Linked DNA regions of Mus musculus: all the other regions are linked to region 1. Evidence: chromatin loops called from intact Hi-C (ENCODE). Cell type or tissue: left cerebral cortex. All regions are shown on one strand.

Region 1 (4,000 bases):
TCGAGCCCTGGGTGGCCGCTCAGGAACTTAAAACCGCGTATCGCTGTCGTGCTCTCGCCCTCCGCCAGCGCCTCCCAGATCTGTCACACCTAAGCCTAGAACCATCTCACGAGGTAGGAATTTTACGGTTCAATCACACGACCAGCGGGCGGCTGTCACACCCCGACGTTTCCCTCCACCCCAGACCTCGAGGTGTGCGACCAGCCCACCATGCACAAGCCTTTGGATTCTGAACTGGAGACGGAGCTTTCGGTTCTGGATTGGAGCCGAAGATGTACAATCTTTTGGACGTCACTAGGGTACTTTTCCAAAAGAAAAAAAAAATAGTGCTAGAGTAAATTATGGACTCACCAGATAGGTTTCCCGTTGTATGAAGCCCCGAAAAAGTTGTAAGAGCCACTGGGTACTGATAATGTGGTACGCATTGTTATCAAACGCTTTGTGGATCAGGTGTCTCACTGCCCACAACACCTCTATGAAGTAGGTATTATTTTTGTTTTATGGCTATTGAAACCTGATGTTCCGATTATAAATTCTGCCGTCTTGCAGCTGGTGAGAGCAAGCTAGGTAAACCGCCTTTAAAAATGACTCTATAACAGGACAAAAAAAATGAAGTTAATATTTTAATTTTTCTTACAAAAGCATCTTTTGATCCTTTGCTTGCAAGACATTGTCCCTTCCACTAGGCTAATTAAGATGAAGTTTTTAAAAAGAAAAACTGCCATTGCTCCTAGATGACTATAGGGCTGTGTTTGGTTATGTTTCACTTGATTCTCATGGATTTTTAAAAAATGACTGTGAGTGTTTTGTTTACATGTGTGTATGTGCATCTTATATGTGCCTTCAAACATCAAGAGAGGAGGGATTTCCTGGAACTATGCTAAAACTAAGCCTGGGTCCTTGGCAAAATCAACAAGTGCTCTCAACTGCTGAGCTATCTCTCCAGCCTTATCAAATGTTGCTTTTCAAAACAGAACCCAACAGTTTAAAAATCAGGGATATTACTATGTTTGCTCTAGTTTTTATTATAAAAACAACTTGTGATGAATTGTAACTTTAAAAAATATCTTCTTTATGGCTTTGAGGCTGGCCTAGAACTCAATTTTGTAGCCCAGGCTCAGGCTGATAATCCTGCTTCAGTCTCTTGAGTGCTGGGATTACAGGTTTGTGCCACCACACCCTGCAGAATTGTAACTTTTGAACATAAAAAAAAGATACATCTTGTTATTATGTCCGTTAAAGCCATGGATATGAAACTTAAGCACCAAAGAGGAAGTGCACTGGAGAAGGCGTCCATGGTTTGCATCAGTGAGGTACAACTGGAAAAGAAGAGACTTTAGCAACCAAGATCAAGACTGACATGGCTGAATAGTGTTCGGCCATCTACGTTTGCTCCGACTAAAACTTATATGGCCATCTCATTTAGAATATTTAAGTCCCATATAGTTAAGATTCGTTTAAAATCTTAACAAACCACAAATCCTCATTGAGTCATTAAAATGGGAGAAAACAAACTCAAGTAACAAAGCTCTGTGCGTCAACAGAAAGCCACTGGGGAAAATGATCTTTCCACCACAAGAGGGTGCACATTCCCGAGTTACATTTCAAAGGGAAAAAAAAAAGATTTTTCTATCAGATCATCACACTCAGGATTTAAAAGCTTGGAAGAATGTCCAATCTGAATTTTATAACTCCAAAACATGTCACACCTTATGAGACTAACGAATCCCACTCTTTAGATAGTAATTAGTATTTGGATATCAGGGTGTACATTCCCATCTGTATTCTAGAAAGGCGTTATCATCTCTGTCTGCCCACTTCCACCCACTCAGTTTAAGTCTCTGTATACAGCAATACTCTCTATACTTCTGTAGGACCCAAGCCACATTTAAAACCTGGAATGCAATCACCAGCGAGCGAACGGTAAATGTGGATACTATGGAAAACAGGTCTTGACATCTCAGCCCCCACCCCCCACCCCCTGCCTTCCTACTATTTCACATAGGAAGTGCAACTGATGGAACACTGACTTCAGGATATTAACTTAGTTAAAAACTGTAAAAGCACCCTCATTCAAGAGAGACTCAATGTCAGAATCAGAAACCCTTTTGAATGGTAACTTGAAAACCACAGATTGTTTAAACACTGCTTAGCGGTTTGCAGGTTTAGGTCTATTGTTCTTGCTTTTTGTTTTCTCCTAGACAGGCTCCTCTATATAGCTCTGGTTGTCTTGGAACTCACTATGTAGACCAGGTTGACCTCAAATTCACAGAGATCTACCTGTTGCTTTCCCAGTACGGGAAGTAAAGGTGCATACCTCTGTACCCAGTTTTCAGCACCCTTTTATGTTCCTGTTGTTAAAAAACCAACTAGAGTTTCAAATCTATAAAATGTTATTAGATCATTTGCTGCCTCTTGTAGGGAAACAAGTTCTCTTTCTCCCTAAATATACATTACTTGCCTGTGCCCCGCCCCCTTTCTTCTGAACTTTTCACAGGCAAACATGGGTCCTAGCTCTTCATGTCTATATTCCTGGGAGTGCATTTCCTGACAGCCTGATAAACATACACTTGAACAGCATTTTTACCATCATGTTACAATTTTTGAGGTTGGCCCTTTATAGTATTCCTCCCTCCCTGACAGGTGCCTGTCTCGGCCAGGGAATGCTTTTAATTGTCCTATTTCTTTTAGCATCCTTTGTTCTGGAAAATTTCCACTCTTTGTCTTGTAAGTCCTTGATGTATTTGAAGGATACAGAGTCACACATTTTCAGAATAATGTTCACTCCATGTTTCCTTACAGTTAGATGGAGACTATGCATTTCAGCCTTCAGTACTGCACAGACTCTGTTGCCTGTCCCTCAGAGTGTCACTTGTAGAACATGACACCCATATATTACTCACTGATGATCATAATTTTGATCCCCTTGTCAATGTGTGACCACTGTATAGTTACTCTTTTTTCATTCCTGGAAATAGACAGCAGTTTGTGGGGACATTATATCCCACTCATCAGAAGTTCCTTTTATGTTCAGCATTCATAATTGCTTATATAGTTTATATGATGGATGCAAGATGATTGGACAAATCCACAGCCCCTCTTCAGTTTCAGCCTATAGTACTCTCCTGTAAACAAAGCCCTTCTGGTTCCCTGCTTACTATTCAGAATCTATATGAGTACATTTGAATTCCTGTTTCTCCACTTCTATATTTGCTTATTCTCATTTATGATGTCCATCTACAAATATTTTTCAAAATTCAGATTTTTTATGTGCATATTTTGCCTATGTACATCATGTTATGTCTGGTGCCTTTAGAGGTCAGAAGACAGACAGTATCAGATCCTCTGGAACTGGAGTTGTGAGCCAACCTGTGGGTGCTGGGACCCAAACAAAGATCCTGTACAAAAGCCACAAGTGTTCTTAAGTGCTGAACCATCTCTCCAGCCACTCTGCCCATATTTTATTTGTATATTTGTGTACTGTTTTTCTGAATCACTTAGGGTAGGTTACATATACCATTGCCTTTCACCTCTAAGGTTAAACTATATAATTATTTTGATATTCAAATTGTCTTATGTGTAACTAGTAGAAGCACTTTCTTTTGTAGCTTCTGTTAACATTACTTCATTTTTATTTTTAAAAAGCACTCCCTTAGTTGCTTGTATAATGAGATAGTACATTTTTATCTCTTACTTAAGTTTGCTTTTCCATGGAATAAGCCTTTTCCTTTTTAAGAGGGCTGTTTCCATGTTAGTGGAAAATGATCTTAGGGAGCAAGGTTCAGTATGCTTACTGGTACTGGATTATCTGCTTCTTGCAGCTTGTAGGAGACAGTCCTGCAAAATATATTTGCGTGTGTGTGTGTATGCTCACAAATATTTATATACAAATCTTATAATCTGTAAAGGATATAAATTTAATTTTAAATTACATATAGTTTAAAGACAACTATAGTGACATAAAGTTCTAGATAAAAGAAATGAAATCCCCAGCCCTCAG
Region 2 (4,000 bases), 600 kb after region 1:
TTGCTGTTGGAAAGTTTCCTTGCTTTCAAAAGAGATTAGGAAAAAATGAGGAAAAACAAACAAACAAACAAACAAACCAACCAACCAAAGAGATTAGACACTCTGGACTATGGGTCCCTTCCCATTACGTGTAATTTTAATGTACTAATTGCAACCTACTCTTCTTAAACTGTCCTTGGGTGAAGAAAGGGCATTGAGCATGAAGAACATAGCCACTAGCAGAATCTTTCAAGCAGGGCAAACACACTGTGCATCTCCTGCAAACGAAGCGCTTCAGCAGTGGACAGTAAAGCAGCCAGGCTGAATAAACCACCCAGAGCCTTAAGCGTTTAGTTTGGAAAACACTCCACTCGGTTCTTTGTACTCTCACATCCTTGCATTATGGAAAGTGGGCGTGTGGTTCTTGAGGAGGTGAGGAGAGAGCCATCAATGGTATTGATAACTCTTTGTTTCCTACTGCCTGAGATTCTCCTAATAACCTGATAGATAATTCTGCAGCAAGCAGCCTGGGGCCCTGCAACTCCCTACCTGTGTGAGGTTAGCAGGGAAAAGGCTTAGGAAATGATTGCTAGCAAGCTAAACCGTGGGGGTGACTCAATTTAACATGAATGTTTGGGGAGGCACTACAACTTTCTAGAAATAAGAATTCTGTATTAGGGAGGGTTCTCTAGAGAAACAATAAGATACAATTGATCAAATAAGATAGATAGATAGATAGATAGATAGATAGATAGATAGATAGATAGATAGATAGATATGGGATTTGTTAGAGTGACTTATAGGCTGGGGTCTGGCTGTTCCAACAATGGTTGTCTCCTAAGAGAAAGCCCAAGAGTCCAATGGTTGTTCTGTCCATGAGGCGGGACGGCACAGATGGTCTTTAATATCCACCAGAACACTGAAGAAGTAGGTTCTAATGCCAGTGAAGGGTTGAACTTGCCAGCAAAAGTGAGAGCAAGGATGCAAACAACAAGAACTTTCTTCTTCCAAGTCCTCTGTACAGGCTACCAGCAGAAGGTGTGGCCCAGATTTAAGGTTGGGTCCTCCCACTTCGAATGATCCAATCAAATACATCCTTCACCTAGTAGCTTGAGTTTGGGTTAATTACAGATGTAGTCAAGTTGGCAACCAAGAGAAACCATCAAATATTTGTTCCCTGAGATACATATCACTTGCAAGAAGACCCTTTTACCCTTGCTTTTTAAAATTCCCATCCCTGGGCCAGCCAGATGGCTCTGTGGGTAAAGGTGCTTGTCACTAAGCCTCATGATTTGCATCCAACCCCTCTCAACTCCTTCAGCTCACAGGAGGGAAAGTAAGCACTTATTGCTGTCTTTTGACTTCCACACTCAGGCACATGTACATGTGCGTGTATACACACACACACACATACACACACACACACCACTAAATAAATAGGTAGGTAGGTAAGTAGGTAAAAGATAGTTATTTGGATAGATAGATAGATAGATAGATAGATAGATAGATAGATAGATAGATAGATAGATAGAAAACAAATATTAAAACCCCACAGCTAACGAGATCAGCTTGTTCAGCAGAGACCAGGTAGCCCCCACTTTATACAGCATCTTTTCCCCATCCATCCACCTGCTCCCACTCCCAATCTTACATCATTCCAGCATGTCAACCTTCAGCATTGTGTCTATAAGCCTGTATTTTCCAACTTTGTGTAGCCCTTTTCTGTCTTGTTTTATGGGGAAGGAGATAGAAGGCTGTGTGCTGCCCTGCTGACATGATTAGTTCAAATGAGATCGGTGACTCAACACTGCCCTCTTCTGGTTGGTACGGAAACATCTCATCCCTTTTACTCGACTTCAGCCATATAAGGTGGGCAGAGTCCACAGAGCAGGGTTGGGGTGGGGGTGGGATTAATCAATGCACTGTGGATTGAAATTTAGAATGACTATTAATCCATCTCCCAGTGGATGCATATGTAGTTTCTGGAAAACTCTGATCGAGCATTAAATTCTGATACCTTCTTGTAATGGTTCAGACTTCATGTGGCTTCATTGTCCTTACAGCAATTTTGGAAGCACAAGGTTGAATTCACAGTGATCCAAGAAGTATAGATCCTTCCGTTCCTCCAGTGGTGGCTACTCAACTTCCAACTGATTTACAGTTACTTTTTAAATCTTGAATTCCAAGATTTAATGAAGTTGCCATTGCAACTTCATTTTCAACTAGTATGTTAATAATTGCACCTCCAAGCCAAGCTTGTAGTAGTTAGTGTCTTGACTGTCAGTCAATAGACAGACAAGTAAGGCCTAGTGTGACCAGAGCCCCTGGGGACCCACTGTGAGGGGCAGTCGGGATTGGGAACCAGCGAGGGTTTCCCGGAGAGGTTCAGGGCAAGGTCAGCAAAGAAGATTGTACACACACACACACACACACACACACACACACACACACACACACACTGTAATCTCAACACTCAGAAGCCTGAGACAGGAGGATGGCCAGCCTCTGCCACAGGGCAAAACTCTGAAGAGAAAACAAGCAAGCAATACTCAAGAACAACTAGCACAGCTTATCACTGGAAAGCATTCTCCATTTTGGTCCGCTAGACACAGAACATCAGAGACAATTAAGAGGGGCTGATGGGGCAATTAAGCAGATGCTAGAGCTGTGAGGAAAACTCAGGCCCAAACCAACTCTCAGATGTCAAACCCTTGATCTGAGTGAAGTGTTTGTGTTTGGGAAAGGACGTCATTTATGTCAATGGCTGAGCTGTTATTTTACACAGAAGATAATACCGGGATTTGCTGTGTTTTTTTTCTTAAATTAAATAAAATAATCGCAATATATGTGTTTGCTTCTCCAACACCTTTTAAAATATATTTAAATGTTTTAACTTCTGAATAGGTAATACATATTTGAGTACTAACTGTAAAAAAATGAAGGGTTTACACAACTCCAAGTTACAAATTACAAATGGGTCCTTCCAGGTGTATTTGATATATGTGTGTGTGTGTGTGTGTGTGTATGTACATGTAATTTTGCATTTTATTTACCTATTTCTTGTTCATTTCCCCCTATAACAATATAATGTACATCTTTCATCTTGTGACCTCAAATATTTCCCCATTCACTTTTGTTTCATAGTGACCTTGTCCTGTATGTGCTGTGAAATCTATTTGACCTGTCCTCTATTGATAATATTAAGCAGTATTTATTTAATAAATAACAACTCAGTAATTTGTTGATAACGTAAACCATTTGCAAGCATATCATAAGAAAATTTCTAGACTTGGAAGTACTAGGTAAGAGATGTGTTCACTGGTCACCTGGATAGATACTGACACCCACTGAGCTACATCCCAGACACCAGCAGATAAGATGACCCCCACCCCCACCCTGTAACCCCTGGGCTCAGCTTATTATAAAATGGATTGGTCTCTGTCAATCTGCAGTGAAATTATTTTCTACTAGATTAACGTGAAACTCTCACTTTTAGTGAATACTAGACATTTTTCCTTGTTATTAGATTGTTAGATTTTTCCCTACAGATTTCTATATTTGGATATTTGAATATTTTATATTAATATGTGGCTGGCACAAGTTATGATTTACAATAAATATAAACGGCATACTGGATTTCTTATACAAACAATGGAAATAGTTCAGTTGTGGTATTGCATATCACTTGTTGATCGGAAAATAGATCTGTTTAGCAAAACACAAAATATTATTCAAATGAATTTCACCTTATTACCCCTTAACCTGACTACAGTGCTAGAGAATTTGTAGAGTGACAACTGTTTTGCAGTTATCTTTACTGGGTAGCACAGTTTCAACCACAAGTTTCAATTCTTTGTCAACTTTGTTAAATTGTTTTATATTTATAATTTCGAATAATATTCCTAAGAAGTTTTACCCTGATGTTTAGGTTTGCTTCTCAAGGAAGACCAACTGCTGACATCTACTTCGTTCTGAGTGTATCATTCAGTTACATGTAACGTCACGTGACCCCTTTTAATTT
Region 3 (4,000 bases), 810 kb after region 1:
ATATGCTAGCATAACTCATACCCAGATATAAATGGAGTGTCTGCATTGTCCAGCAAGTTCCCTTGGTGCCCCTATTCAGCCACCCCCAACCTCTCCCACTGCGCTCCTCACTGTACCTGTAGATGGGTTCGCTTGCTCCTAAACTCCGCTCGCAGAGGCTCATACAGCACACCGTCTGCTGTGTCTGACATTTTAACTTTTAGCGTATACTCAGCACACAACACTTCAGACATCACCATCCTTTCAATTAGACAGGTGTTTGTAAATACAACCTCATCACACACACACACACTTCTGATTACATGTAAGCTGACCCAGCAAGACAGACTTAGCATCCTGTGCGATGAGAAACAAGCTTTCATTGTTTAGAGGATACCACATGCTTAAATAAGCTTTAGCTATTGGTTAAGGAAGCAATGCTGGACAAGGCATCTCGCAGGGGCAAGGATCTGCGCGGGCGGAGAAGTCCCACCCTTCTCTGGTTTGACTGACTGTTTTCCCTTTGCATCTGTGTAGCATTGTACGCTATCTGATTGACTCCCCTGGCGTGGCTAACATCTCACTGACAGGTGGCTAAGTGGGGATAAGTGGGCTAAAGGTAAGGCTGGGGTAAAAGCCAGGCTTTCCAGCCAGTCACCATGGGACTGGCTATTGGCCTTGCCATTTGGAACACTGGGGAGGGAAACTGTTCTCCATAGTAGACTGAGCAACAGGGCAAGACCCTGTCTTTAAAAACAAAACAAAATGAAACAAGAGTGTCGGGAGAGCAGCGTTGTGATTGGTGCTTGTAATCTCTAGGACAGCTGAGGCAGGGGAATGGGGAGCTCAAGGCAGTAAGACCCGTTCTCAGAAACAAACAATAATTATTAATAATGATGATAATGATAAATACAGTCTGAAACAAAGGCTCCACATTTCTTCCAGACCTATCTCAATAGTTATTAATTCAGCATGCAAAAGTCAGAGGAGCCAATCCCAGAAGACAGTCCATCCCCCTAAACAGCCACAGCGGACAGCCGTGCTTTAGACCCATCACAACAGCTACGGAAATCATTTGCTTTTAACCACACGCTGCGCAGTACTGGGTCCCGCACATTCCTCCTGGTTTAGGATAAATCACACAAAACTGCTGGGTTTTCACCAGTGGGTGTGAGCAATGTCATTAGATTCTACGTAATTTCCTTTCCTCCTTACTGTGACCCTGTAAAGTTGGTCCTCTTACCATTAACTCCCTCGAAAGACAAAACAGTGGTGCAGAGAAACCAGAGGTTTTCTTGTAGCTGCCACACTGCAGCAGCTTAGTGAATCAAGTGATATCCCTTTTCTAGGAAAGTCAATAATACTTGACTCTTTCAAAAATAAATGAGATGGATGGATGGATGGATAGATGGTAGATAGATAGATAGATAGATAGATAGATAGATAGATAGATAAAAGCTCTCTCAATCAGGTACACTGGAAGATGGAGTTTTGATTTGCATGTGGACCGGGACTTGGGCACTTACTCCTTTCATTTCGCATCAGCGCCTTCGCTTGGGATCCAGAAAGCCAGAAAAAACATAGGCTTTTTCCACAGTGAGGACGTTCACCCACGAGCCCAGCTCGCCTCCAGGCGGCGTGAACCTGCTCTACCTCATCCTCTCTTCAACTTGCTTTTTAAAATTTCAGTCGGTGGCCGACCAGGAATTGTTGGACGCGAAGCGCCATCGTGTGGCCAAAGTTATGTATACCTACAGATCCTAGTAAGGTAAGGGCGATTGATGTTCATAAATCTAAAAGCATTGTGATGTGCAGGGGCTCATTTGAGACCAAATTCAGTCTCTTTCGAGTTTAATTGAATCTGATTTACTTGATAAAGAAGAAATCAGGTGACCTGATTGCAAACAGGTCACACTGTACTTTGCAAACAACTGGTTGGCACTTGAATGCAGATGCTTTGAAAACCTGAAAAATGTTAGCTGCAATAGTGACCACGCCCACTGTGCCTCAGCTGCTGCTGTGAGGACTCCTGCTTCTGCTCAGACCTGATTCTACATCGGGAGCTAGATCCAGGAGCATCATCTACAGACAGGGAGGTGGCGGTCCGGGAGGGGACAGGCCTGTGACTTTGGGGGTGGGGTGGGGTATTTTCATCACAGTGTCTTCCTGAAAGTGATTTTCTTAAATCATTCTTCTTCCAGCAGCGCTTAGAAAAGCATTCTTAGAAAGTTTCTTCCACTACTGTTTTAAGTGTGTGACAAAATGAATAGCCTAGGTGATAATTAATATGCCTTCATTATAACCAGCTAATGATGACTATGGGCCCTGCACTCTGACAGGCAGTGATCATCTAATTATCACCTCAGCACTCTAAGTTAGAACGTTACAGCTGTGCATGTGAGGTGCACTGACGTTCCAGCATCATTACAGAACAGAGAGTCTGAGTCCAGCCTGGGTCTTATCTCAGGCAGACAGCGAGGCCAATGATGCCAGGCATGTTGGCACACATCTTTAACCACATCTTTAAGGCAGAGGCAGGATCTCTCTGAGTTCTAGGCCAACCTACTCTGTGCATTGCATTCTACACCTATCAGCTACATAATGAGGCTGTCTATAAAAGGGGGAGAGAGGCTAGAGGGATGCCTCCACTCACTGTCCTAGCATAGGAACCAGGTTTTAGAGCTAGCAGCTACATTAGGTGGCTCACAACTATTTCTATCCCCAGCTCCAGGGGGATCCGGTGTCCTCTGCCTCCCTAGGCACCTGCAGACACAAGGTCCACATAAACTCATGCACACACACACACACATGTATGTATAAACACATACGTATTTTAATTGAAAATAACAGAGCTAGGCATAATGGTTCAAAGTCATAATCTAAACTATTAGGAGATCGTAATGATAATAATTGTAATAACAACAACAATAGTAAAGTATCATGATTATACTAGCTTCATATTTGGGATAAATAAGACCTTACGTGTCCTCAGCACACCCACAATGCTAACTGCTTGCTTTTCATTCATCTCTCACATCCATCTTGCTCTTCTGCTCCAGGATTCACCGCAGTCCGTGTCGGGCATCTCTGATCACTCTGCTCGGCATTCGCGTCTCATGAATGAATTTAAGCTCTGAGTTGCTTCGATCCTGCCTCACAGCCTCCGGCACAGAGCATGCGCAATACAGCCTGTCTTAGTTAGGGTTTTATTTCTGTGAACAGACACCATGACCAAGGCAAGTCTTATAAAAAGCAACATTTAATTGGGGCTGCTTACAGGTTCAGAGGTTCAGTCCATTATCATCAAGGTGGGAGCACGGCAGCATCCAGGCAGGCATGGTGCAGGAGGAGCTGAGAGTTCTACGTCTTCATCCAAAGGCTGCTAGTGGAAGACTGACTTCCAGACAACTAGGGTGAGGATCTTATACCCACACTCACAGTGACACAGCCATTCCAACCAGGTCACACCTATTCCAACAAGGCCATACCTCCAGATGGTGCCACTCCCTGGTCCAAGGATATACAAACCATCACACAGCCTTAGCCCGAATCCCTCTCTTTTCCCCAGACTCTTTACACAGTGATGCCCCTTGCTGTCTCCAGACCTTATCTGAGTTCTTCACTTTGTTCATTCAGACCAACTGTCCATCAAGCCATCTACAAGGTGTGATTAGTGAGGTTCCAAGCACTGCGGACAGTAGCCCAGGCTACGTTCTCCCTCTTGCAGGTCCAAGTGAAGTGGGGCGTGTTGGTGTGTGAGTGGACGAACTCAGGTTAGGTCGCTGTGAGCACAACCAGAGGACACCTGCTGGTGAGCTAGAGAGTGGCGCTCACTGGTGTGACTGCAAGCTAACCATGGAGAACGAGAGGAGAGAGGAGACCGGTAGAGTCAGAAAACTTGCTCCAGCCAGCCTTCTGCGACTAACTCAGACTTTCCTGTGACAAGTCTTTGGTGACATCTTGTGATACTGGACGCGTATGGTTGAAAAATGAATTCTCCCCCATCCCCCAAAGATGCTCA
Region 4 (4,000 bases), 94 kb before region 1:
CCTGGAACTCACTTTGTAGACCAGGCTAGCCTCGAACTTAGAAATCTGCCTGCCTCTGCCTCCCGAGTGCTGGGATTAAAGGCATACACCACCACGCCGGGCTCCAAATATATTCCTTAGGTTGTATAATTTTATGCTGAACACAAGCAGTATGTTTCCCATGTTTTCAAGTTAAGGCCAATCCGCATTTGAATCATTCTTCTAACTCAACACTTCTCTTCCTTTTTATTGTGATTCTCACATCAAGCTTGAAGGTAGTTTCAATTTATTGTAAAATAGGTTAAGAAAAAAGTTCCACGGAAGGGAAGAAATTGAGAGACCATATCCCGGTTCTTCACTCAGCACCTGAGGGTGCTGGATAGCACAGGAGAAAGGGAAACTGCAAAGATACAATGGGTCACTTAGTTCTTCCTAAAAGAAAAAGGCCAGGAATAAGGATTGTTCTACATAATAGACAGCACAGCATGGGCTCAAAAGTCACTACAGTCCTGCAGTCTTATCTCAGCCCTTAATACAGTATCTTATCACCTAAAAGTCATATTCATTGAGTGAATAAATTAAATAGAAATGTTTCCTGAGAGAAAGTACAAGATCTGAACATCCACTGTCTATAGTGATGGATAGGGGCTTAAAGGTATTTAGTACTGAAATTCTGTACTAGAGACTGTAAATTTGTGGTGGCACTGTACACCATAGTAAACGACGACTGCGTATAGTACTGCAATAGAAAATATAATGGGCAATGTTTCCAGACTTGTAGATTATCTGGGCAGAAAAGAGTTTTGTTGTAGATATTAAGAATGCTTGTGTTACTTAAATACAGTCTTTTAGACAATGAGGTATTTGGGGAAATCAAAAAATGCATTAGTTTATTGTAATAATACACAAAAAGACAGCACTCTAACTGAAATAATTATTCTGGGAAATCTGCCTGGATAATATTCCAGAAGCTTGGAAAGGGTCTAAGAACTGAAGTAATCCTATGTAGAAAAAGATGCTACAGGGGGGGGGGAATGTTGGATGAGAAATTATTATTAAATTAATTATAAAGCCATTGGGAACTGGAAAAAAATGGATGAGAAGGAGCACTGTTCTATTTTGCAATCGCTTGGCCCGATGGCGAGAGTCAGATAAAATTACAGCGTTCCCAACAGTGACTAAGGTGTCCAGCAATGGAGATTTTAGTGGAAGTGGCTTGTTACGACCTGAGGCTCTACTCCAGGCTTCTGCAACCGGCCCTGTTTGGGCTTCAGGAAGTGAGGGGAAAATTACTCCCCCAGAACAAGCTTCAGCCTATATTTGATAGTGCTGAAGACAGGACTCAGCAAACACTAGGTGACACTCGACACCCGGGCACTGATGGCGGGCGGGCGGGCGAGCGCCCCCGCTTCCTCACCTGGGAACACCTGACTCCTCTCTGAGAGATTCAGCCCTGGGAGGCTGGCACAGCCCATGCCCGATGACCGAGGCCAGAGAGGCCACAGGGGGCTGCGTGGTCACGTGGTCCCCGCCCCATTTCCCTCGGCCCTCGGTGGGCGGTTGGGTCCAGTCGGGAGGCCCTTACCCATGTGCTGCGTGTCCAACTGTACGGCCGGCATCTCCTTGAGAGGAATGTGGCCAGTCCCGCCGTCCCTGCAGCAGCGCAGGCAGCACCACGCCGACGCGGCCATGGCGTAGCTACACAGCCCCACCGCTCCGCCCGCGCCCGAGTGCTTCTGGGTCGCGGGAGCCTCGCAGCCCGCACAGCGACGCCAGGGCCGGGAGGCGAAGCGGAGACTGAGGCGAGGTCCCCCGGCGAAGGAGCGAGGACCGCCCGGAGGGGCGGGGCGGTGTCGGGAGGTGGGCGGGGCCAGCGGCCAGCCCAAGTCAAAGAGGGTGTGGCGGGTGGGCAGGGCGCTGTAGAGAGCCGAGCAGGGGCCCGGGCTTGACTGACTGAAAGAGGGCGGGGCCAGTGGCCTGACGCCTGGAAGAGGGCGGAGTTGGGGAAAAGGTCCGGGTTTCTGAAAGTGGGCGTGGCCAGTGGCCTGACTGACATGGGGTGGGCGTGGCGGCGTGCGCAGGCGTGCTGCGGCGTCCTCCCCTAGGCCCTGTGGCTGGCAGGTGAATGGTGGAGCTGAGAGTCGTCGGGATTCCCTGCGGCTGTGGTTGTTGCTGGTTTGACAGGGCCTTCTGTGCTGTTTATAGGGTCTGGAACTCCAGCCCTGACCGCCTCAGCCTCCGTAGTAGCTCCGTGCTGTGTCGGCGCGCTACTGGTAGCTGCCTGGGGCGGCTCCGCAGTGATTTTTAGGGATCGGCAGACCTCCTTTGGGCATGGAGCTAATAAAACGCCCGGGAGTTTTCCGTCGGAACTCTCCGGCTCTCCGCATCCTGCCACGCAGACTCCGAGGACCCGGTCTTTGGGTGTGCGGCGAGGCTCTTCGCATTTTCCATGCACCGGCGTTTATCATTGGGTTGATTGCTGCGTGGACCCAGGACTTGCAAGCAGTCACCCTTATGAGGGGACTACGGGAAGGGGTCGGGACAGGGCCGAAAGACGACTTTTTAAAAAGTCATTATTGTATATTCGTGCTCAGGACGTGCGTTCAGGCGCTCTCGTGCCACGGCAAGGTCTGAAGACAACTCTCAGAAATAGGTTTTCTTCCCCCTACCTTGGAGATCCGGGAATCGAACTCAGGTCTTCAGGCTTGCTTTCCGATCAGACAGTCTTACTCAGCTTTCTGGTGCACCAATGGTTCCTAGAAATGTGAAGGGAATGCCCTGAGAGAGGGTGAAGAGAAACTCAGCTCTTACGGGGGTCTGCTGCTTCCTATTACCATATCGAAGGAAGGCCCCAGTGGGGGTCACTTGTTATCTGTCTGTCGTTATCCCTCACACCCCATGGTGTCCCAACAGAATCTGGCTCAAACCTCTCTTCCAAGATAAGATTCCCACCCTGGAAGTTTTCTGGGTCTTCATCAAATCCTGGAAAACTGAACAAAAATTCCCAATTCTTTAGTAATGGTTTCCCATACATAACCTTTTAGTCACCTGAGTGTAAATATACTTTATTGAGATTTTTAGCCATAGGATGAGGGAAAAATTTCAGACTTTGGTTTCTTCTATTTATAAAAATATTTTTAGGGCTGGAGAGATGGCTCAGCAGTTAAGAGCACTGGCTATTCTTCCAGAGGTCCTGGGTTCAATGCCCAGCAACCACATGGCAGCTCACAACAACTGTCTGCAACTCCAGTTCCAGGGGATCTGACATCCTCAAACACCAATGCACATAAAATATAAACAAATACATAAATAAATATTATGATACTAAGGGAGATATCCAAGGCTTTTTTTTACTTTGAGACTTAGTTATTACAGAATTAATACCCAAAGTAATTGCTAAAATAATTTCAGACTATCCCCTCTCCCTCACTGCCTCTATATCTATTGAAGTACTCTTGATAATCCTCTCTTTCTCTCTCTCTCACTCTCTCTCTCTCTCACACACACACACACCACACGATAGACTTTTTGCAACATTTCAAGCTCAATACTGTCCCTACTTTATAGATGAAGAAATAGGTTAAATGACTGTGCAATTTCACAAAGGTAGAAAATATACAAAGTATGATACAAACCCCAGGGGTCCAACTCCAGCCCTTTATTTGCTTCACCACATCTTTTAGCATCTCAGATTTTAAAGTTTAAACTTAAAATTAAGGTTACAACCCTCTAAAAATATTCGGTTAAAAAATGCAAATTTGTGCTTCATTTTTTTTTGCATGTTTCATTAGTCTTCACATTAGCTAATCTGCTATAACATATGTAAATAAAATTTGTTTTATGTCCGACTTTCCAGGTAAAGATGGCAGAGCGCAGTTACAGCTTCTTGCTGACTACACTACATTCAGCCCATCTAGCAAGCTTGTCCAGATTGAATATGCTTTGGCTGCAGTAGCTGGAGGGGCCCCTTCAGTGGGAATTAAAGCTGCAAATGGCGTAGTATTAGCAACTGAGAAAAAAA
Region 5 (4,000 bases), 380 kb after region 1:
TAAATGAAAATGAAATAAATGTACGTAATTTCTCAAAGCTGCAGAATATCAAGTTGTAAGATTTCTGTGTCAGCTCTGTGCTCTACTCTGGGTGACAGCTCTGGTCAAACTATCATCCACCTGCAAGGCTCAGGAATCGAGCGCAGAGAGATTAACTCAGGCCTAGGGCTATAGATTCTGCCGTAATGCATGCTGGCACCTAGTCTCGGGCTCCCTCAGCAAGAAGAGACATCACCACCGTGTCCCCAGAATCAAAGGGAACATGCTCAATATTTCAGTCCCATTCAGCCCCATGATACCATTGATTTCAGCTTGGAAGACACTCTACACTAATGTGTGGTAGGGGACCAGGGCTTGGATTTTATGTGGCTGGATTTCATGAATTCAAATCAAATTGTCATTCTCCATTACAGCAAAGGAATCCGTTTCCTTCCATAATTTAAGACAGGTTTTTTAAAAATTCAGTTATTTTTTTTAGACAAGAATGAACAGCTATATTTATCTTACCATAATATGTCAAGTAGTATTCAAAGTCCTGTGCCTTAACTATTAATTTTGTTCTCATTACATGATGAGGTAGGTGGTCATTCCCATTCTACAGGTGGGTAAACTGAAACACATATTGGTTGGCTACTTTCTTCATAGCACCTTATAGGTGTTCCTAGCAGCCTGGTTTCAACCAACTATCTCACCAACAAGTTGAGGAGGACTACTCACACATTCTGAGGGCTAGTAATGCAATGATTCCAAGCATGCAATCCAAGCTGGTTTCTATCACAGCGGACCCTAGAATTGGCTATTTTTATCACTAATGAGAGTAGAGCTGCTCCTGTTGCTCTCATGGCTGAAGATTCCAGAAGAAAGCTGGGACCCTGGGAAGAGCTACCGAGCCTTACACTTTCCCAGCATCTCAGAGATGACAAAGTCTGACTCTCACTCTCTTTCCTGTGATTTGGTTTCTCTGCCCTGTTTTGACTGCTGTCCAATATATGAAGCAATGTCTTATACATTTCCTCATGTGCTGTGAATGAGGTCTCGAGTGCATAGGGTAAGATTAGGAGCTTCACTGTCCAGTAAGAAAGCTAGCTGTAGCTCCCAGACACGTAAAGCCACGACAGTGGTACAGCTGGGGAGTCTTAAAACTAAGTGTTCTGATTCTAAGCCCAAATGTGTTTCAACCTGATTCCCAGTTCTTTTGGCCATTGGAACTAGCCTCTCATGGCGGTAGCTTCCATGGACAACCTCAACGCATCCACAAAGCCCTCTCCTTGCTCCTTTTAACAAGCCTCTATGACATGGGACCACCAGCCACTGAAACCGGAGCATTCACTGCTACGCTATACATACTATGCTGTGCCTCAGCATGTCACCATGCCTTGCCATGATGGACAGAGGGTGAGATTGTTGGAGCTACCTATGTGTGAAGACACAGGTTGAAGACAGAGTCCATTGCAGGGTGGGGTTTTGTTTCTCTGAGTGTTCACCCTGGAGAGGGCAAAAACTGTCTAGAGGTGGTGTGCTGACTAATTTTTGTTAATTGAACACAAACTAGACTCCCCTGGGAAGAGGGAAGCTCAACTGAAAAACTGTCTTCATCAGGTTGTCCTGTGGGTCTATCTGTGGGGCATTTTCTTGACTGGCAATTGATGGAGAAGGCCCAAACTACTATGCTAGTGGTAGTAGATCTACGTAAGGAAGGTAGCTAGCCAGAAGTAGAGATTAAGGCAGTAAGCAGCCTTTCCCCTTGTTCTCTGCTTTTGTTCTGTTTGGCCCAGGTTTTCCTGCCTTGACTTCTGTTGATGGTGGACGGGGACCATAAGTTGCTCTTAGCCAGTGTTTTGCCACAGCAACAAATGCTAACTAAAACAGGTAGACTGACGGTGCTAGGAGACCAGCATGCGGTCTTGGTTTAAAGTTCACAGGATCAGCTTGGCTGGAGGTTGGATACTAGCACCCCAGCCCTTCCCACAGTTCACCCTATGACCTAGAAGCAGGTTCTAGAACAGTATATTCTCACATAGCACGCCTTAAGAAACTCACTCTTAAGGAAAACTGACATTCCAGGTTCTGACAGGTGAGAGGAAGAAAAGGGAAGCAAATAGAGAAAGAGAAAAGAAGGAGAATAACAACGTCTTCTGTGAAGAACCTTAAAGCTGACATTAACCAGCAATTTCCTCACAGGCACAAGCAATTAGTGGTCCTGGAAGAAAGCAGCAGCCAACACTAAGAGACCCAGAACACCAGGACATCATGCTGGGTGGAAAGTGTGTGCAGCATCAGACACCACGTGCAGAGAGAGAGGCCCTAGGACAGGGGGTCCTGGCTCTGGGGCTCACAGCCGCGGGCTGGAGAGAGGCTCTGCTTCTGAGAGAGATCTGTGAGGCTGTGCAAACAAAGCCAGCCATTCATTTCTTCTATGCTGCGGAGGCCAGTTTGGCAGCAGGTGCCTGGTGAGTGTGTGTAGCTGGGATAGTCTTGGTATAAAAGGGGAACCTGGATGAGAGAGCAGGGTGTGTGTGTGTGTGTGTGTGTGTGTGTGTGTGTGTATGTGTGTGTGTGTGTGTGTATGTGTGTATGTGTGTGTGTGTGTATGTGTGTGTGTATGTGTGTGTGTGTGTATGTGTGTGTATGTGTGTGTATGTGTGTGTGTATGTGTGTGTGTGTATGTGTGTGTATGTGTGTGTATGTGTGTGTATGTGTGTGTGTATGTGTGTGTGTGTGTGTGTTACACTGTAGCAAAGGCTAGGACTTGGTGACCTGTGTGGCTTTGAGATGCTAGACTACCATTGTGACCATGACTTGCTTGCTTATTGTCCCTAGTGAATTCTGCTGCACTTCTTTGGGTTTTACAAGCATCTGAGGCTGGCAGCACTAACTAGCTCACCATTTCAATGTCTCCACCACCCCATTTTGTCCCCCATAGCACTGGAGTGCCAACTTCTTTCTTACTGCTGTTTCTGGGAAAAACATCTCAGTCCACTTCCCTCACTGTGCCCACTAAAAACCCACCCCCACCCCCAGTTTGTACAGGGTGGGCTGATCCACTCCCACAGACACAACGGCCTCACTGCCGCTAGCCCCAAGTGGTTTTCTACCCCGGGGAGCCCATGTCTTTAAATGATAGCCCATGCTTGCAAAAGCAAATGGATCAGACAGGGTCCCAGTGGCCCATGGGGAAGCCCACCAGTTGCCTGTCCTTGCTAGCAAAGCTTTTGCTTCAAACCTCCTTCCAGCCAGACCTCTGCACACCTTCACACACAAGGCTCCTTTTTTGTCCTTACCAAGTGCTTTCCAGGAGTTGGGACATTAAACATATATGAAGACTGCTTCTCACTCGGGATGCAGGCTTCAGGCTTGTGCATCCCTGTAGTCATCCACTGTGTCTGTATCATTGTGTTAAGTCTTTTAAAACACTCACTCCTTAGTTTCCAACCGCTGGCATGTTGTGGTAGCAATATGAGCTTGCTAGAGTGAGAAAAAGCAAGCGGAAAGCAAGTACCCAGCACAGGACCTGGTTTGTGGACAAATTCTAGCTCAATATTAGTTTTCATAGTATTATTGCCTTGTTTTTTCAACCAAGTAACGATCGTGATGGATATGCTTAGGTGGGGACATCTGATGACTTTGTAGGACGGGGAGAGAAACACACATCTCTTCTCTGTTGTCACCGTGCTTCCTTGGCATCTGTACCTCTCTCCTCATTCCTCCACATGAGCTGATCCTGAGCTAGGATCCAAGCGATGATAGAGAACTAGTCTGGCCCCACAGGATGCTCCTAGCAGGACATTTGAGTGTTCATTTGCATGTGTAAACTTGGGGTAGTGCCAAGGGAGCAGGCTGTACCTGGGAGAGGTCAGGGAATGACAGGGGTGCTCAAAAGCCATCAGTGGAGACCTCTGACACAAAAGCTAGACAGTCTTCCCTGCCACCTTTTTCTAGTAATGCAGGTTTGAAGCCCGGGGCTCAGTGACTTTGCTGCTGTCCCCCAAGGCTTTAATCC
Region 6 (4,000 bases), 680 kb after region 1:
GGTTTATGTGAGCGTGGTTTGAAACAATTCCAGGACATGGTGACAGTCAAAAATCCCAGAACCAGGCCACTCAGTGTCCCTGTAGATGATGACCAGCTATCAGGGCATGTGGTGGCATGCGACAGCCATTGCCATATGAGGAGGGCAAGTGAAATAAATTTGGGTTAGGGAATGCAAGCCAGAAACACTCTGTCATTTTACAATGATACATTTGATGTTAGAATACGCGTGAAGAAGGAAACTTCCCAGTCACTTTAATTTTGAGTTTTAGTTTAGCAAATGCAGAGCATTTTTACAGCAAATATATTTCACCAGGGTATAGATATCCAGTGATGATAATTTTTATAATCTTTATGTAACGACCTGACACTTACTTTGGATACACAGCTTCTCTCCTGTGTAAAAAGTTAAACACATTCAAGTGTATGGATTTTGGGTTTGCAGCTCACTCAACTGAACCCTGTATGCTGCTGACCAAGAAGAGTAGCTTTCCAGCTAGCAGCTCATACACCCGTCTTCTAGAGAACCCCAGGCTTTCTGTCATCAAATTAGTTTTGCCTGCTTGGACCCCTGTGACTTTTGTATCTGTCTTCCTTCCCTCCGTACCACGTCTGCCAGATCCATCCATGGCTGTTCCATGGGTTTTGTTGGCTGGTTCTTAAAAATTGCTTCTGGTTTGCTGTATGCATATCAATGCTACTACTCTCCGGAGGATGGATGGCATTAGGTGTTCCTCCTGGTTTGCACCTAGTAGGAGTTACACCTCTGGCAGCATTCTTTTGAGGCTGTTGGTGGACATTGGCATTCATTTCTTCGGAGTGTCTGTATCCTGGAGTGGAAGCTGCTTTTGGGTGCTTGTTGGGTTAGCTTTAGTTCTGCAGAATGGTTTTCTGAAGTGGTTGATACGGCTTCGTCCTGACTCCAGCTGCCTATGATGAGTCCAGTTAAGCCGTAACCTCACTGATAGTGCTTGGTAAAGCAGCTAGTGAGAATTCCTGGTGTTGGTGAGCCATCAGAAGGCTAGCTGAACACCTTAGTTTAGCTGGGAGAGGGGAGAGCCTCCTTTCACCCTTCTGTTACATCAGTATATTTGATTTTTGTAGTAGGATCCCTAATCATTCTTTTTGCAATCAAACATGTTAATACTATATAGTAGTTTGCAATAATTTGAGGGGTTTTGTTTTGTTTTGTTGGCTGTTTCACTGACATTAATTTCCTTCTTAAAGTGTGTCATAATCGTACCAAGCACAAAACTGAAAAGACTCGATGTTGAATGCATCCCTCAAAGAGAAAGGTGTAGTAGATCTACTGGGAGGGAGGGGTGAGACGCATTGCCACCTGGTTTCTGTTCAAAGCTGAGGTGTCTGTCCTCTCACCTTTTTTTACCCTTCAGGCAAGGTGCTCTCTCACCTACTCATTAGGCTGATAGTGGTTGAGGGTTCTAAAACTTAAAACTTGGGCTTCCTGACTTCTGCTCTTCCAGGTGGCCTTTAGTGCCACCTGCAGGCTCTAAGGGTCCAAACACGTTTGATAGCAGCTATGGGGTCTGCCCTCCAATGTAAGGGCACCGGCCTCCTGGGAGTGAGACTTCATTTGTGAAGGTTCTGAGCTAGTCTGTCCTGGGCTAAGACCCAAAAATATGCTTGCTCTTCTAGTAAAGACTCAAGCACCGTTACTGGCTGGTCTAATACCCCCCGGAACTGCTGTATCGAGGACCAGCCTGGGGAGCTGGGGTCCTGGGTAACCGCACCTGAGGCTTGACTGCTTGAGGGTTCACTGTTCTGAAAGTGAGCAGAGCTTGTATACATTCAGGGCACAGGCAGCTAACCTTGGCTTGACATTTAATTTACATTCAAGTTGCCTCTGGTATGTCCCGAAGGTTACATCTTAAAGTTGATTACAGGGTACTTCTCAGTTTTGTTTTGTTAAGTTGAAGCCTCCTAGACAAAGGAAAGCTGGAACTCAGAGAGTGGACTGTGCTAGCTTCCTTTTCACAGACAAGCTGGGGTGTTGCAGCAAGGTGGAATGGGTCTTTGCATCTGGAATGAGCATACTGCACCTCCGATGTAATTGGGAATGCTACACTGCTGTTTAATTACTCTAAGACCAGTTACTTTGGGAACATGTTATAAGGTTCCAGAAGGTCATATTCTTAATACTGGTTTTCTTTTGTCAATCTGTTGTACACTTGTCTGGTCTACTGAGCTGGGCCAGTTGTGAGAGTTAGTCAGGAGCACATCAGCTCACTAGAGTAGGCAGGAGACTGCCTGCGGCTGTTGGGGAAGACTGTTAACAGGATTCACCTCCCAGGAAATGTGTACATTGAAAACCCTAGAGTTCTGGGGGCGGGGGGGGGGGGAGAGATGAAAATCACGTAGGACTCTTGTATATAGGCCCACATAGCTTGAGTAAAAACGTCCTTAATCAGCACCACCCACTCCTACCTCCACCCCACCCTCCCACCCGTGAGTGAAGAAGTTTCCAGATCGAACTGGGCTTTAGAGCCAGTCCTCAGTTCTGTTGAGTTCCCTCTGGGTACTGCAGAGCTCCAAAGGAAGCTTCCTTGTTTGTCATTTCCACAGGCAACCCAGATGTAATGGCCAGTTTGTTTGGAGGATAAAGGACAGGTAGCCTTTGGGGAGTCCCTGCCTGCCATCCTAGCCATTCGCGGGCAGTAGCTTTTCAGCCTGGGGCATCGTGATGACCACAAATGACATCTAAATACAAAACAAAGCAAGAATTAAAACTATTCTAAGAATTCCCATTTTAGAATTATGTTTTCATTAAAAAGATTTAAAAAAAAAGAATCAGTTATGGAAGGGAAAGCTAGTTTTCCTGTTTCATGATGGAGGACCTTTGCGTTAGCATTATTTCTGACTAATGGCTTTGTAAAACCGAAGAAACCGATCTTTGTTGGGGGTTGGAGGCAAGAAAGAAAGAAAAGTGTGAAATACAGGGCAAAGGAGGGGCTCCTCTAGGCTTTGTCAGGGACCCTAGGAAACAAATGACTTTTTCCTCTTCCCCAAGGGTTGGCACATGAACTCAGGGTAGAAATAGAAGTGGGCCTTTCTCCCTTTGTGTGCACACATGTTTGCGTTTAGAAACAAGCCTGTAGGTTGAAAGCTGCCCTTGCCTTGGCAGGTAGTAGAGAACCTGGCCACTCCATGTGTGGCCTTGAGAATACGTCTGCTCAGCTTCTTGGAAGATTGCTCATCATTTCCTGCAGGCCATTTCTGGGTTGTCCAGCATGGCTCACATTTAACATTTTCCACACGAGTGAACCTGGCTTTGTCTTTATACAGCGTTTCTTGGTGGGGCCCCGCTGACCTTTCTCAGATGGCTGTAGGATCTGCTTCTGACTGTGGAGCACGTTCAGGAGTGATGGATGGAATCCGTCAGTTGGCAGTGGGTAATCTGTTGGTGTAATCTTGTCCTCTTAGTAATCATTCCAAGAGATGTGGAACAATAAGCAACAACTTATGGCTCCCACAGATTTATCCCCTAGGGCAGAGTAAAAAACTCATAAAGGAAAGTAAGCCATGGTCTTAGAATTTGAATAGCATCCTGGGGACAGCAAAGGTGGTCACACCATGGAGCTTTACCAGGGATGTTAAGCAACTGCTCAGTGAGTGTTGTCTGAGGCCTGGCTGTAATGAAGGACACCTGGAAGGTGTGTTGTGTGGTTTGTGTGCTTTATCAGCTGTGTCCTTGGACAAATTGCTGCCTTCGTGCAGAGTCTGTCTTCCTCATTTCTACAGTGGGAGAGCGAGCCAGTCTGGTGGGCTCGTGTTAACTTCCACGCTCTGTCCACCTTAAGCAGGGCCAAAGAACACCCCAGTTCCATTTCTTCTTGCGCTGTTTTCCCTAACACTGTCTTTGCTCTTGTGCCCAATTCTACTCTGGCTTCAAGGTTCCACTTTATTTCCCACAAGGCCAAGTTATGTGCACTCGCCCACCTTTACTTTCTCTGAATGCTGGTGGCTTTTTATCTATCTGCAAT
Region 7 (4,000 bases), 390 kb after region 1:
TAGAGAAAAGTTAGAAGTTTCCGACGGGTTGTCTACGTAGAAAACCCAGGAGATGAGCTGATCCTTTAAGAGAACACCTTGGTTCCTGGACTTTGAGTAGAAGCAGTATCTACACATGGCTAACACTTGGACAAGGCCAAAGGAGTTTCTACACTAGTGAGAAAGAGAGAAAGCCACCAAGAAAAAAAGACAACCAAAAAAATTCACAACAAACATGGACACAAATGTTAAAAATGCCAGCCCCCCCACCTCAATATAGCAAGAAAATTGTAGTTAATTGAGCAAAGACGAAATTGAATAAGTTGGCAATTTTCATTTTTTCAAACTAAGTGTGATCAATATTATCCTAATCAAAATAAGAAAAATGATATATTCTCATGGAAATGTGACTGTGAAGTTGATCTGGAAGCATGGATAAATGAAAGTAACCAAGAAAGAGATAAAGACTTAAAGCAAAAAACAAAAACAAAAAGACAAAAAGCTCTTAATAATGCTTTAACAGAAAAGTCCCAGAGCAACAATCAATAGAAGAGAGTCAAGTCCCTCAGCACACTCAAATGTATGTCAACATTTATTATAATAAAGCAACTTCAGACTGCTGGATGAAGCTGAAGTTTACTCTGATGAGTAGTGCTGGCATAATTCCTTTTTTTTTTTTTGAGGATAGAAAGGGGTTCAAATCATATCCCCAAATAAATTCTTGATGAATCAAATAATTAAAATTTAAAAGCTGAGAGAAGAGAAAATTATGATGAAGTTTCATCAATTCTTCATGTTGAATAGGTTTTTAAGAGAAAATGGGGAAAGATTTATGAAAGAAGACAGATAAGTTTTATACCAAAATTAAAACCATTTATATGTCAAACTTAAAAAAAAAATCATGCGGCAAAAAGTACCCAAAGGAAGAGTGCAACATTGAAGGCAACACATGGTTCACTTAGAGAGCTTCCAGGGATCAGTAACTAGAATATTAATATCTTAAACAAAAATTGCTGTTATTTACAAGAAATAAATTGTATAAGTGGAAAAATTAGACAACAAGCACTGAAAAATAAAGTCCAGTGTTTGTTTAAAATATAATGGGAAGAAGATCACATCTATACAATTAGGGCATAATTTAAAGGTAGGGAAAAATCCAATAATTATATGTTTAGGTAGAGGGTCAGATAAGCAGCAGCTATACAAAAGGCTCAGTGGTTAAGATGTTCTCGGTGCAATGGTGAGGACCACAGTATTGCACCAGGACCTAGGAACAGTTGGAGTCTATGCTGGCTGTAACCCCAGCTCTGCAAAGCTGAGGAAACAGGGGCTGCTGGGGGCGACCCTGCCTCAAAAGACTATGCCAAGGGTGATATCAGAGGACACCCAACACCCTTTCCTGGACTCCATATACATGTATAGCTACATGCACAGTACACATGTACACACATAGGCATGCACATACACAGATACACACACAGACACGTTCACACTCACACACACAGGAACATATGCACACAGACACACATGGACATGTACACACACAGGTATCTATATAAAGACACACATGGGGACATGTTCACAAATACACAAACACACACAGTGACACATATACACACACAGACATACACAGAGGCATATATACACCCAGACACACATACAAGGACATGTACACACATTTTCACACAGAAATGCACAATACAGACACAGACACAGACACAGACACACACACACACACACACACACACACACACACACACAACTGTTTAGAGCCAGGAATGAGGAAACTCTCATGTACCTCAAGAGGAAATGTGAGATTTTAGGGCTGAAATATGGTTACATATCCAAAATCTTAAAGTTGTAAATGCAGGCTCACCTCATAATTCCTCTGCAATGAATCTATCCTGAGGGAAGTTTTTTTTGTTTTGTTTTGTTTTTTTTGTTTGTTTGTTTGTTTGTTTGTTTTTTTTTAAGAAAACGATATTTAAGGGTTTTGGTACAAGCACTTTATTGTAGTGTTATTTATAACTAAAAATGTATCAAAACGTGTTTAAAGAATTACAGTACAGTTACAGATTGCAGAAAATTACACTCCCAAGGATATTCAAAAATTTTAAAGAAATATAAAGTTAATATGAAATGAAACCAAAGAGGCTTCAAAGCCACATGGCTTGGGCTCTTCATGTATGCCTGCATATGTCCACCCATGGGTATGTGCCACCCATGCAGAGATTGGCACAAATGGATCGACAAGTGGTTGCCAGGATAGTGAGTTTGTTAGTGGGGTTTGTAACCTTATTTGCTTTTTGTTTCAGTTTTTTTTATGAACAAAAGCTATTAGCTTTATTATCATAAATATTAGTTTTGCAGTTCTCTCTGCTACCGAGGGCTCCCCCTGCTGTTCACTTGGGAAACATGAGGGCTTGGCTTTGATAGTCCCTAATTGTGATTCCCTTTGTTTTCTGGAAGACTCTAATCTTTGGCCTAGTGGCATTCTCCATGTCTCATTAACCTTGAGTGCAAGATCTTTTAATTTGCGTATTTGTAATGATAGGTCGTTATTAGTGGAGATATAATTCTTGCACACTGATCATTTATTTGAAAGGATCACTCCCATGGCTTGTCAGATTCCGAGACATTTTCACCACTCCAAGCAGAAGCCTGTACCATTAGCCACCAGTCCCCCTCAGCCCTCCCCCGCCCCTGGTAAACAGTGCATGGCATTCAGGCATGAGCTTGCCAGCTTCAGACATTCTATAAAATGGAGCGATTGTGAGCCTGCCTGTTGCATCTGGCTTTCCTCCCTGTCTTACAGTCTTCAAGGCTCGCCCGTGCTGCAGCTGAACTTTGTTCTTTTTACCACTGAATAATATTCCGCTGTCTAAATACATCACTGCAGCCTATTTATTCACTAGTTAATAGGCATTTAGATTCTGTTTACCTTTTAGCTATTTTAATTAATGCTGTGATGAATATTCATGCGTACACTTTTTATCTTGCATCTTAAATTCCCTTCAGTGAAATGCTAATGCATATTGTTACTCGATATTTAACATTCGGAGAACCAAGTCTTTTTATCACTCCTGAAGGAGAGCGCGTACTCACTGCCAGTCACCAGAGAGGGAACTGCCCAACTATTCCAGAGTGACTACATCATCCTGCATCAAGTGGAATCTTTCTGTGGTTTGATTTGCATTTGCTAATGACTATGGGTTTCTTGTAGGTGCTTTTTGGCCATTTGCACATTTTCTTTGGAGAAATGTTTATTTATACCCCCTGTCTCTTTTTAATTAGGAAATTTGTCTCTTTATGGTTGAATTGCAGTCATTTTCCCTCCATATCCAATGCTAGACTCCTGCCAGGTATGTGATTTATAGATTTTTTTAAATATCCTATGATTATTTTTATTATTTTGAAATATTTTTAAAACAAAATATCTTTTAATTATTAATCAAGTCCAAATATCTCAGTCTCTTTTGTTGCTTATGCTTTTGGTATCACATCTAAGAACTCATTGGCTGAGTCGCAGGACACGACATTTTCCAGCTGTGATGCCTTCGGCATCTCATGGCTTCAGTTCTTACCTTTAGGTCCACATGCACTCTGGGACTATCTCATTTTAGCATTTGACCATGGTGAGAGGGAGTCTCACCTTCAAGTATGTTCTACTCTTTCAGCACCATCTCTCTGTAAGCATGGCATTGCCCTTACTGAATTGCCTCCATCTCTTTATTAAAAATAAGTGCGTGCATTCTGCATCTCAATCCTATCTGGTGACCAAAATGACTGGCAAATTTCCAACTCAACCTTTGGACTGTCTGAAACTTTTATGTGAAAAGGCAGCTGAGATTTTGGTAAAAGAACAAGGAAGGATCTATGGACACAGAGTTATAACATGGAATCCCAAGTCTGTGAGGACAGACAAGCTAACATTATTTATGCTCTTTCTCTGAGTGGTGTTTTGCAATTTCCTTGTATATAAGTTACCATGTTAAATCTATTTCTAAGTTCTTATTAAATG

The links. A loop is a pair of places that touch in the nucleus more often than their neighbours do. Peaks named below come from ENCODE experiments on the same cell type or tissue, not always from the same donor. Only the 100,000 strongest peaks of a DNase experiment are listed, where the experiment ranks them.
Region 2: a loop joins it to region 1, with 7 times the contacts of the local background. A loop is called at or near these places in 13 of 42 quality-filtered maps.
Region 3: it touches region 1 in a loop (8-fold over the local background); 13 of 42 quality-filtered maps call a loop at or near these places.
Region 4: a loop joins it to region 1, with 2.7 times the contacts of the local background. A loop is called at or near these places in 9 of 42 quality-filtered maps.
Region 5: it touches region 1 in a loop (2.0-fold over the local background); 18 of 42 quality-filtered maps call a loop at or near these places.
Region 6: a loop joins it to region 1, with 2.4 times the contacts of the local background. A loop is called at or near these places in 4 of 42 quality-filtered maps.
Region 7: it touches region 1 in a loop (3-fold over the local background); 18 of 42 quality-filtered maps call a loop at or near these places.

Annotation. Positions count from the first base shown.
Region 1 is chr14:61,649,189-61,653,188 of GRCm38, forward strand. All of the region lies in intron 1 of Dleu2 (deleted in lymphocytic leukemia, 2), which reads right to left. Among named protein-coding and RNA genes, the nearest start is that of Mir15a, 19 kb to the left of the region's middle. In left cerebral cortex, a CTCF peak has its summit at 1,564 (motif pointing right); a DNase peak (open chromatin) is centred at 1,566; H3K4me3 peaks cover 370 bases; H3K27ac peaks cover 1,133 bases.
Region 2 is chr14:62,250,414-62,254,413 of GRCm38, forward strand. No RefSeq gene overlaps it. Among named protein-coding and RNA genes, the nearest start is that of Dleu7, 41 kb to the right of the region's middle. In left cerebral cortex, CTCF peaks have their summits at 1,793 (motif pointing left) and 1,997; a DNase peak (open chromatin) is centred at 1,772.
Region 3 is chr14:62,455,960-62,459,959 of GRCm38, forward strand. Gucy1b2 (guanylate cyclase 1, soluble, beta 2) reads right to left here and starts at 330. Exons shown (of 17, transcript NM_172810.3): 1 at 117-330. The coding sequence starts at 239. It overlaps Gm41172 (a long non-coding RNA gene), which reads left to right and starts at 508. Exons shown (of 3, transcript XR_874685.1): 1 at 508-598; 2 at 1,669-1,747; 3 at 3,039-3,221. In left cerebral cortex, CTCF peaks have their summits at 1,681 (motif pointing left) and 3,817; DNase peaks (open chromatin) are centred at 201, 444, 1,144, 1,664 and 1 more place; H3K4me3 peaks cover 1,647 bases.
Region 4 is chr14:61,554,957-61,558,956 of GRCm38, forward strand. Spryd7 (SPRY domain containing 7) reads right to left here and starts at 1,930. Exons shown (of 5, transcript NM_025697.4): 1 at 1,565-1,930. The coding sequence starts at 1,670. It also overlaps the pseudogene Gm4118. In left cerebral cortex, CTCF peaks have their summits at 1,309 and 1,991; DNase peaks (open chromatin) are centred at 1,979 and 2,694; H3K4me3 peaks cover 2,340 bases; H3K27ac peaks cover 1,464 bases.
Region 5 is chr14:62,032,507-62,036,506 of GRCm38, forward strand. It overlaps Gm35307 (a long non-coding RNA gene), which reads left to right and starts at 2,361. Exons shown (of 3, transcript XR_383481.2): 1 at 2,361-2,450. In left cerebral cortex, no CTCF peak of the experiment used is centred here; a DNase peak (open chromatin) is centred at 2,394.
Region 6 is chr14:62,332,589-62,336,588 of GRCm38, forward strand. All of the region lies in intron 1 of Rnaseh2b (ribonuclease H2, subunit B), which reads left to right. Among named protein-coding and RNA genes, the nearest start is that of Rnaseh2b, 2.5 kb to the left of the region's middle. In left cerebral cortex, a CTCF peak has its summit at 1,504 (motif pointing left); no DNase peak of the experiment used is centred here; H3K4me3 peaks cover 288 bases; H3K27ac peaks cover 286 bases.
Region 7 is chr14:62,040,140-62,044,139 of GRCm38, forward strand. No RefSeq gene overlaps it. Among named protein-coding and RNA genes, the nearest start is that of Gm35307, 7.3 kb to the left of the region's middle. In left cerebral cortex, a CTCF peak has its summit at 2,373 (motif pointing left); DNase peaks (open chromatin) are centred at 2,376 and 2,726.